Regions from separate parts of the Homo sapiens genome. Here region 2 is linked to region 1. A link is a loop called in an ENCODE intact Hi-C map of the cell type or tissue named here. Cell type or tissue: heart left ventricle. All regions are shown on one strand. Region 1 has its middle 21 kb from the start of DCANP1. Region 2 overlaps PITX1-AS1 (PITX1 antisense RNA 1).

Region 1 (5,000 bases):
TTTTCATAGAGGGAATCAAATGTTTATAAGATTGTGGTTAGGGCTGGAGGAGCATGTGCAGGGGGGTGACAATGAGCAGTTGGATATGTGGACACATCACACAGCTGAGCTATCAGGAAGCTGCTGTAGCTGCCACCAGAGCTACTGTCACGACTACTTCTCCCACCCTTGAAGCTAGTGACCATCTTCCTTGGCTGCCTCTAAACTCACCACAACCAAGTTTACCAGCAACCTCAGAGGGAGGAAGAAGGTGTCCCTCAGTTCTGCCTTATAGACCTCTCACAAGAACCATGACTAGTGGAATTTATTTCCAGCCAGAGCCCTAGCTGCAAGGGAGTCTGGAAAGCTTTCCAGGCTGCCCAAGGAAGGAGAGTAGAAGTGAGAATTAGAAGACCTTGCAGCCCCATTTTTCATTTGAGTCCAGAGAGATTAAGTCATTTGCTCAGGATCATCCAGTTGGTAGTGGAGCCATTACTTGAGCCCAAGTTTGTAGGACTCTGAAGCCTGATCTTCCCATTGCTTTCCAGAGAATTTAGGAGAAAAAGCGTACTACATGTTCTAAGCATTCCTTTTAATTATAATTATATTGGATGGTTATTATTTGATCTGATTAAATTCCCAGTGGATTATTCTGAATTTTAGAGATAATGACTCGACTAGGGCAATTGTGACAAATGAATTGTTCCAGTATGAGGGGAGAGGGGGTAAAGAGGGTGAGAGAAAATAAATGGGTCTAGTCTGGATTTAGGTGCAGAGCAAACCTGTTTTCCCCTAGATCCCTATTCCAGGCTCCAGGTTCTGGAGCCCCAGCCATGGGCAGCCTGGGGAGCTTTACAGCATCATTGTTGGAGGACAAGCATGGAAGAGCAACACTCACAATTTAGTCTTACTGGCATTTAGGTGTCATGGATTAGGGCATTTCATCCACACAACAACTTATGAAGGAGGCAACTATCTCCATTGAATTTCATACGAGGAGATTGCGTCTCAGAGAGGTAGAATGACTTGTCCACTATGACACAGACCATCTGTGGTAAAGCCAGAGTTGGCCCCTGAGTCTGTTTCAGTCCATATTCTGAAATTCTTAGCCCTTGGCCATGTCTATACCTCCCTGACCTTACAAGTTCTGGCAGCCTCTCAGAGCACACAAAAACCTGGACTAGTCCAAAAAGGCTGACCACCAGTTGGGTGGAAACTGTTTGTGGCAGAGCCATGGTCACCGACTCCCCTGACTCCAGTCTGGAGAACTCAGTGGAGTGGGCTCCAGCAGGCCCGGGAACCACCTGGGGCTAGGCCATCTCTCTCTACCAGTGATTGCTTCCAGATCCATCGTGCAGTTCCCCACTGCACCTCGTCCTGTGAGACTTGGGGCAAGTCCTGAAACCACATTGCTCCAGCTTGAGAAACCTTAATGGCTTGTTAGTCCAACCTTCCCATTGCACAGATGGAGAAGCAGAGACTCTAAGAAGGTACCCTGCCAAAGATAATTCCCATGGCTGGGATCGGGGAGGGCATAACCCAGGCCTCTTCATCCTCGCTTCAACTTTGGTGCTAACATTTTTAAAAAGAGGCATTATAGCCCAAAATAATGGGCCAGCAACTGAGCACCCCTTGAATTCCTCTGATCACCGAGAACCCCTCTACCTGCCCTTCCTTGCTGGCAGCTTTGGAGACAGTGGTAATGTTCCATTTCTCGACCTGGATGAGAGTTACCTGGCTATACTGACCTGGTGAAAGTTCATTGGGCTGGACACTTACTTTTTTTTTGTATTTTTCTGTATTATGTCATGCTTCAATTAAAAAAAAAATCTTACTTAAAAATAATGTTGGCTGTACACCTTCCCCAGGACCAGAAAAATATTCCCATGTTTTAATTGAAAGGTATCTTCCTCTAATCTCAAGAGGCTGAAAAACTGTATCCAGTGCTGCTGTCAACTCCAGAATTAAGTAGACTTGGAGATGAAAAGGCCAAGAAGGTTCAAGGGCTCTGACAGAAGCTGAGACATTCCTTTTACTTTACTTCACGAGGCAGAAATGCACCCACACAAATGACACCTGTGGCAGAGACTTAATAGTTGTTTACAAACTACATCTTCCTCCTGGGCAACCAGCTAGACTACACTTCCCAGCCTCCCCTTCACGTAGGCACAACCATAAGACTGAATTCTGGCCAATAGAATGCCCAAAGTGGGCAGACGTGATGGATGCAAATTCCAAGTCTGGCCCATAAACACTCCCTTGTACAACCCCTGATTGCCTTTTTCAATCTACTGAGTAAATAGAAAATTCTCTGAAGCCTTAAGAAGAGTGGAGCCATTAGCTAGGAGGAGCTTGTGTCCCTATGACATCACATGGAGGAGAGCAACATAGGAGAGTTACCTAACCAGGAAGACCTATGATGGGTCACTGCATGAGCAAGACATAAACTTTATTTTGCAAAGCATCGAAATGCATAACTTATTTGTGGCAGCAGTTGGCCTACTCTGAATAATACAAGAGCCATTCTAAAATTAGGCAAATAATCTTCTCAACCTAAAGTCAGCCCCAAAGTATTTTTAAAAATCTGAGAAGCTACAGTGGCCTCTTGCCTGTTACCTATTGACTCATAAATCAGAAACAGTTTTAACAAGGGCAATTCACCTCTTTCCCAGGTCATTAGGGCAGCAGATCAATGGAGAAAGATTCATTCTTATAAAATGTGAGATTTGGTAGTCCTTTTTAAAAAACTATTGTTCTGTCTCCTCCCTTGTTGACAAAGAGCATGTAATAGCAACGTTCTGGACCCCTTTAATACAGGGGCTAACAGTTCTGTACCACCAGAGGGCGATACTATGTAATAGCTGGTGCACATAATACCTGAATCCTCATGACAGTGAGAAATGGAGTCAACATTTATAGAAAGGGGCCAGAGGCAGACACTAGAATTGTGGACAGGTTCCCGAACAATAGGATGGGAGACAGCACAGAAAGCTCCTTTCACACCTACCCCCCAGCTTCCATCTCCTTTGCAATTGTCCTCACAACTAACTCTGCCCATATTTTTCCAACACGTATAAAAATTCTCCAGCTGAAAGACCTGCTTGCATAAGGCAAGGAAAAAATGTGCTCAAGCTACCACCTACCAAAACATCCAAACACGTAGAGCTGTTAGAAAATGAAGACACTGAGAAAAAACAGAAAGAAGAAGACAGGCACACAACGGGACAGGCCCCATTTTGTTCTCTGTTGGGTCTGGGGCCTGCAAGAGTCTACAAGAAAACAGCAGTTTCTCCAGCATTACCCTGTGGTTTCCTGTTAAAACCAAGGGTTGAGAGTTCTGCTTCCTAGAATGGGGAGCTAGCTTTTTTCCAGGCCAAGCCTTTAGCTGAAAATAACTAGAAAAGGACAAAAATATGTCATTTAATCTGTGTGATGGCATTGAAGAGTAATGACAGACCTCCAGAAGCAAGATCTAGGGGAGAAGGAAGCCCAATTTTCTCTTCTTTCTTTCTTTCCTTCTTTCTTTCTTTCTTTTTTTTTCTCTTAAGACAGAGTTTCACTCTTGTTGCCCAGGCTGGAGTGCAATGGCGTAATCTCAGCTCACTGCAACTTCCACCTCCCGGGTTCAAGCGATTCTCCTGCCTCAGCCTCCTGAGTAGTTGAGATTACAGGTGCCCACCACCATGCCCTGCTAGTTTTCTTATTTTTAGTAGAGATGGGGTTTCACCATGTTAGCCAGGCTGGTCTTGAACTCCTGGTCTTGGCCTCCCAAAGTGCTGGGATTATAGGCGTGAGCCACCACGCCCAGCCAAGGAAGCCCAATTTTCAGCAGTCCTTCTCCTTGGGATATTTGCCATTTCAAACTTTTTGGTTGAAAAGCTGGTCAGAAAGGTCCAGCTGAGAAGCTGAGAAGAACTTTTGGCCATCTCTCACCTGGGTGCAGGTACAAAAATTAGAATTCAAGATTTGCCAATCAGGAGAGGCTATGATAAGCAGCTCAGGTTTTAAGCTGGGATCTCGAATATCTACAGCATAGGAATAAGAGAATCTTGGCCCAGGTTTCCTAGAATGCAGAGCCCAAAGAAAAAGCTTGCATGCTTCCTAGGAAATACAATTGCAGGGAAGCTGGAGTGAGGAAGAAAGGTGAGTGAAGCAGAGTAGGATGAACATATATAAGGAAGTGGATCACTGAGCTTTACAACAATCACAGCTGACTGCTCCATTTCATGGGAAATGCTATGTGTCTCTGAACAGTCCTTCCAAGGGTATGCAGGTTGAGAATTTTCCTGCCAGTGCCTTGCATCTCTTGTCCCCTAGAGTAAAAGTTCACTCCATAGAGGGTTAACTCCTACATTTCCATATTATACGCCAATCCCTTTAGCAGTGCCAAGACAGACATATCCCACACCCTTTACATCTGGGTGTAAAAGCTGTAGGGGAAGCCAGAGACACTTCACAGCAGACTCATGTGTTAGAATAATGCTGACTTGAATGCCTTTTTCAGAGTCAGTAACCCTTGTGTTGGCCAGGGCTGAACAGGTAACCAATAGCCCTAAAGACAGGCGAAACTCATAGGATCTGAGAAAGAATGTAAGAGGTATTTGATACAACGAGTGGACCAGAACTAGACCAACTCTAGCCAAATCTAGCTTCCAATATTAAATCATTTCAATCTCTGATTGGATTATGGAGATCTGCCCCTGGAAAGGCAAGACTAAGATAAAGTCCAGTGAGGGACTCCCTCTGGGTGCAAAATGCAAGGGGGCTCAAAAAAAACTTAATACTTGTCATAAATAATCTATAATTGCAATATTTTAAAAATCAAAATTAATGCAAAATATTTATGACAAAGAAATATCAAAATGTTTGGAAAATGGTGTTTTGATTGGAAACTGCAAGATTAATGACAAAAGGAACTGCGCAGAAATAAGAAACTTTACTAGTGAAGCTGTTCCTCACAGGGATATAGGTTAACAATTCTGAACCTGCTGCACATATATGATGGGAATGAACAAATGAGT
Region 2 (5,000 bases), 110 kb after region 1:
ATTGGGCACTTGGTGGGTATTAGCTCAGTGGTTCAGAAAGGACACATCAGAGTCAGTTCCTGGGTTTTGAGTCCCAGCTCTGTCACTTGCTACTATGACCTTGGATGTCATATAGCTTCTCTGAATCTATAACTTATCTATGCAATAGGAGCAATAATTACCCCACACACACATATACACAACCACCGTGAGACTGTTGCGTAGATTAAATGGCACGGTATATGTGCGCAGCATATAGTAAGTACTCAGTGAATGGTCATGTGGAACTCTAACAAACCTGTGATTAAGAAATAGGAAATGCCATTATCCCTTTCTTGAGAATGAAGGAGTTGAGGTTTAGAAGGTTAAATGACTTACTGAAGGTCACACAGGGACAAGGAGACGCAACTGAGCTTGGGTCCCAGTCCTCTCAGACTCTAAAGCCCACAACCTTAAACGCTGTCATGCAAAACACTCCAGGCTTGAGAAGCAATGCAGGTCCCTCGATAAGTGAGAAAAGTTCAGTGTCAATAAACTTACAATCATCAAATCTACAAAGTGATTATTTTAATTTCAGCGTCACAGTTCAGTGTTGGTTGTCTGGGGTTGGCAATAGTGGGGATGGTAGGAGTAGTACTACAATGTTTTTGATGCTTAGAGGAGTCTAGGGCCAATTTTTTATCGGATGCAGATCAACTGGACATGGCTCCTGAGAGGCCAGGCCACCAGAAGGTCTCTGACTGGCCGTGCACCCAGGGAGGGGTGGAGAGGGAAGCATTGCAGGCAGATGTCAAGGCTGCCCAGTGACTCCTCACAGAGCTGTCATCGCTCTGCCACATCCTGGTCCGGAATTCTCTGTGAAACTGAGATCTCTTTGCAAATTTTAAGGACTGTCTGCTGAGCCTTTTTGTGGAATTTTTTGGGACTCTTCATGAAAGAGTTTCTCCTTACCCCTGAATGCATCAAGAAGTCCTCAGTGTTAACGTATAAAGCTAGGACTGGGATTATGTTCCAGCCTGGAATTAACCAGTTGTACAAGTCAGAAATGGATGGATCCATGGAGAACAACTGCGGAGCAGGTAGGGAAACTGAGGCCCAGGGTGCAGAGGGACTTGCTCCACAGCCCATCACCGACACTTGTCAGCACCGGGAGACAGGTGTCACAGTCTCGTTTGGCTTTCTGTCTGTGCCTCTTTTATAACAGCCTTGAAATGCCCAAATCCCATGGCAATTGTCTGGGCTAAATTCCTCTGGATGAAGAGGTGATTTGTTTTTCTTAAGTTGTTCAAAGGTCTGGGGATGTGTGGATCCATGGGTTCTGGGAGGAGGCCCACTATGAGCAAAGGCTGGTCTGTTCATGGAAGATTCCCAACCCCCTTAACAAAGCAGAACACCAAAGTTGATTGTCCCTGGCCACCCTGCCCCCGTGTCCATCACCACAGCCTAACAGTCCCTCTCAACAAAGTCAGTTGCCGATCACACGCTCTCTTCTTAAAGCTGTGGATGAAGGTGTTGGTTTAGTGCTGGCTCTCTGAGTACAACAAAGCCAAAAGGTATTTCTGAAAAAAGCTCACACATCCCACCACTGTTTTGGCTTTCTATACAGGGACAAAAGTAGAGTGAATTCTCCTTCCTGTTCCCTGATGTTGCTCAGAAGCCATTTTCTGGCTGGCAGTCAGCCTTCTGGGAGCCCCAGCTCTCCAGAGCACAGCCACGGGGCCAGAAATTGTTGAGAAATGCAGCCAAATGGAGAGAAATCACTCACAATGCTCACAATCGTGATTCCATAGGAAAGAAGGGGCACCTTCCCACAGCGGTGACGCGGACATTGTCCCCGTGAACTGTATCCCTCTGTTTGCTCCATGCGCTGTCAGGTGTAATTCCAAAGGAGACAGATGCTGAGGCACTGCAGGTGGTTGGGCAGCCAGCTGGCAGCAAGAGGGGGACCAGGCCTCCACAGAAAGAGCACTTAGGAACAGTGGCCTGGGTACGGCAGCGGGGCCTGGAGGGAGGCAGCTCTGGTGCGTGTCAAGGACTGGGCTCTGCTGTTTTTCTCCTCTAACCTATCCTTGGGTCTTCATGACTGTACTAGTTTCCTGCTGCTGCTGTGACAAATTGCCACAAAATTCGTGGCTTAAAACAACACAAAATATCTCATCACTCTGGAGGTCAGAAGTCCACGATAGGCCCCACTCTACTAAAAATCAAGGCGTCAGCAGTGCTGTGCTCTCCTGGAGGCTCTAGGAGAATCTGTTTCCTCACCTCTTTCACCTTCTGGAGGCAGCTCACATTCTTTGGCTCATGGCCCCTGCCCCCATCTTCAAAGCCAGCCGTGGAGCATCTTCAGACGTCTCCCTCTCTCACTCCACTGTCATCATGTTTCCTTCTCTGACTCTGACACCCCATCAAGGGGAGGACATTGGGCCCAGCTGGAAAGTCCAGGATACTCTCCCGCTTCAAGGTCCTTCACTTAATCACATCTGCAAAGTCCCTTTGCCATGGAAGGGATCACAGGCACAGATTCTGAGGATTAGGATGTGGACATCTTTAGGATGATGACATCCTCATAGGTCCTTGGGGCATAAGTGCGCCTCACACCACCAGAAAGATGGATGAAGTGTCGTCATCAGGAAAGGTAATGGGATCTATGCACTCTGTTCTCAGAGAGAAGGAAATCCAGTAGATGAGGCTCTGCTTTCCCCATTCTTTCTCCCAGCATTGTCCACCCTTGGAAGGAGCATCCTGTGCCCTCAGGATGACTGGGACTGCGAGGGCACCTGCTGGCCAAGGGAGCACAGAGCCCCTCTCCTGTGGCTGGATTAGTCCCAAGGCCAGCTGGGCCCTTCTCCCTTGCAGGGGTTAGGGCTCAGGCCCTGTACCTCTTAACCTGTGTCTTCTCACAGCAGGTGGCCATGCCTCACTCCAATCTTTCATAGCACCCGCCTGACAAAGCTCAAACACGGGCTCCAGCCTCCTGCTTTTCAAGTTAGTTCTCAACACTGCAAATTCCTGGTGGGGGTGAAATATGAGTGCAGCAGAGCCACAGGCAGTCCAGTGGGGCAGGCTCTAGGCTCTCCCCAGGGCAGCGAGGGGACACAGCAGTGCTGGCTCTGAAGTCCACTCCTGCTTCCGCCGCTGTTTGGCTGTGCCACCGTGGGCAGTGGGCCTGGGCTCTCCAGATGCAGTTTCCTCAGCTGGGAAGTGGGGGTGTTCATGGTCTCCTCCCACAGGCCTACCATGAAAACGCAAGGAGGGGGAAGATGGCAAAATAGAGCAGGGGATGAACAGTGAGCCTTCAGGATGGTGAGTGGTGGCACTTGTTTCACTTTTAAATCCTGAGATTTTGGCACACAGTGCATCCTCGTTGCATATTTGCTATTATATTTGAAACATTTTTCGTTTGCATTTTGAGGTGCCCTGTCCCAGATGAACCGTGGCGTGGGTAGCCAAGAAACCCGACCATGCCTTCCAGAAAGCGGGCATGGTGAGAAGACCATACATTGGGCTTCCCTCTGCCCCTCAATTCCAGGTCCCTGCATCTGCCCCACTGTGGGCACTGAAGGGGACAGATGCCCTATCACACCTGCCCTGGGGGTTCCTCCCACAGACAATCTTGCTGCTGCTCTCCACCTGTTCTTCATATGCGCAGACTAGGGTAGTCATTCCCAGCTGGCAGGTCAAGCATCAATCTGCAAAATTTGCATGGGATGGAGTTGGTGTGGACATTCTGAGCCTTCTTGTCAGGGACCTCCTTAGGGCCTCAGGTGCCTTCATTAACCACATGGAGCATCAATGATGGATCGCCCGCACTCCTCCCTGGCTGAGCCCACAAGACCCAACATGATCAGAATCCCAGGCACAGTGCAACCCAGAGGATGAACATCTACCCTTTTCCACACATGGGGCATGCAGGCTTTCTAGGGCCCCTCAGGGGCCCTAGAGTGCCTGCCTTCTCTTTAGATTTCTGTCCTCAGCATCAGCCTCCTCCACAGCCTTCATTTAGGAAAAGCCCTTGCAACCCAACTCACATTTAGGCACAGGCACATAAGCACAGCCACCACAGCCTCCCAGGAGGACTTGGACATGGGCAGGCCAGGGCAGACCACCCCCAGCTGAGTGGGGAGCAGGGGACTCACTTGCCAGGGATATGAAGAAGTTATAGGAAGGGGCCTGCCCCCTTCAAGCCCCCTGCTCCCAAAGCTGGAGGGCCATCACTTGGCCAGGCTGTAACTCACAGTCTGAATTACTAGTTCTTTCATCTGAGCTCCCTTCCATCGCTCAGACCAGAGCCAACAGAACCCAGCACCATGGACTCTAGGAGGCCTTTCAAAACCAGCAACGACAGGTAGCATTTGTTAATTCCTTATCATGTGTCAAGCACTGAGCTACAGGCCCTACCACAACAAGGGAAGAACCATGACCCTCATTCTCACAGGTAGGGAAGCTGAGGCTTTGAGCATTTAAGGGACCTGCCCAAGTTCATATGGGCAAGCAACAGAACCAGGGCTTGAATCCAGGTCTGTGTGACTCTGAAGTCCCTCCCCGCCCCCCCCTTTTTTTTTTTTTTTTTTCTTGAGACGGAGTTTCGCTCTTGTTGCCCAGGCTGCAGTGCAATGCTGTGATCTTGGCTCACTGCAACCTCTGCCTCCCAGGTTCAAGCGATTCTCCTGTCTCAGCCTCCTGAATAGCTGGGATTACAGGCACCCGCCACTATGCCCAGCTAATTTTTTTGGTATTTTTAGTAGAGATGGGGTTTCACCATGTTGGCCAGGCTGGTCTTGAACTCCTGACCTCAGGCGATCTGCCCACCTCAGCCTCCCCAAGTGCTGGGATTACTGGTGTGAGCCACCACACCCAGGCAAGTCCACTTTCTTAATCACTACACTCCTCTCCCTGCCCTGGCACTTCCCCATCGAAACAGAATCCCATCCAGAGGTCCCAGCTTCAAGTCTGCTGCACTGAGAAAGTCTTTCTGAACCTAACTCAGCACACTGCATCCAGCAGCTGGGCCACCAGACCAT

Evidence for each region. A loop is a pair of places that touch in the nucleus more often than their neighbours do. Peaks named below come from ENCODE experiments on the same cell type or tissue, not always from the same donor. Only the 100,000 strongest peaks of a DNase experiment are listed, where the experiment ranks them.
Region 2: it touches region 1 in a loop (2.6-fold over the local background); 6 of 110 quality-filtered maps call a loop at or near these places.

What each region holds. Positions count from the first base shown.
Region 1 is chr5:135,424,106-135,429,105 of GRCh38, reverse strand. No RefSeq gene overlaps it. Among named protein-coding and RNA genes, the nearest start is that of DCANP1, 21 kb to the left of the region's middle. RefSeq lists an enhancer at 2,899-2,948. In heart left ventricle, a CTCF peak has its summit at 2,822 (motif pointing right); no DNase peak of the experiment used is centred here.
Region 2 is chr5:135,318,233-135,323,232 of GRCh38, reverse strand. The region is part of intron 3 of PITX1-AS1 (PITX1 antisense RNA 1); the gene reads right to left. Among named protein-coding and RNA genes, the nearest start is that of LINC02900, 73 kb to the right of the region's middle. In heart left ventricle, a CTCF peak has its summit at 2,778; no DNase peak of the experiment used is centred here.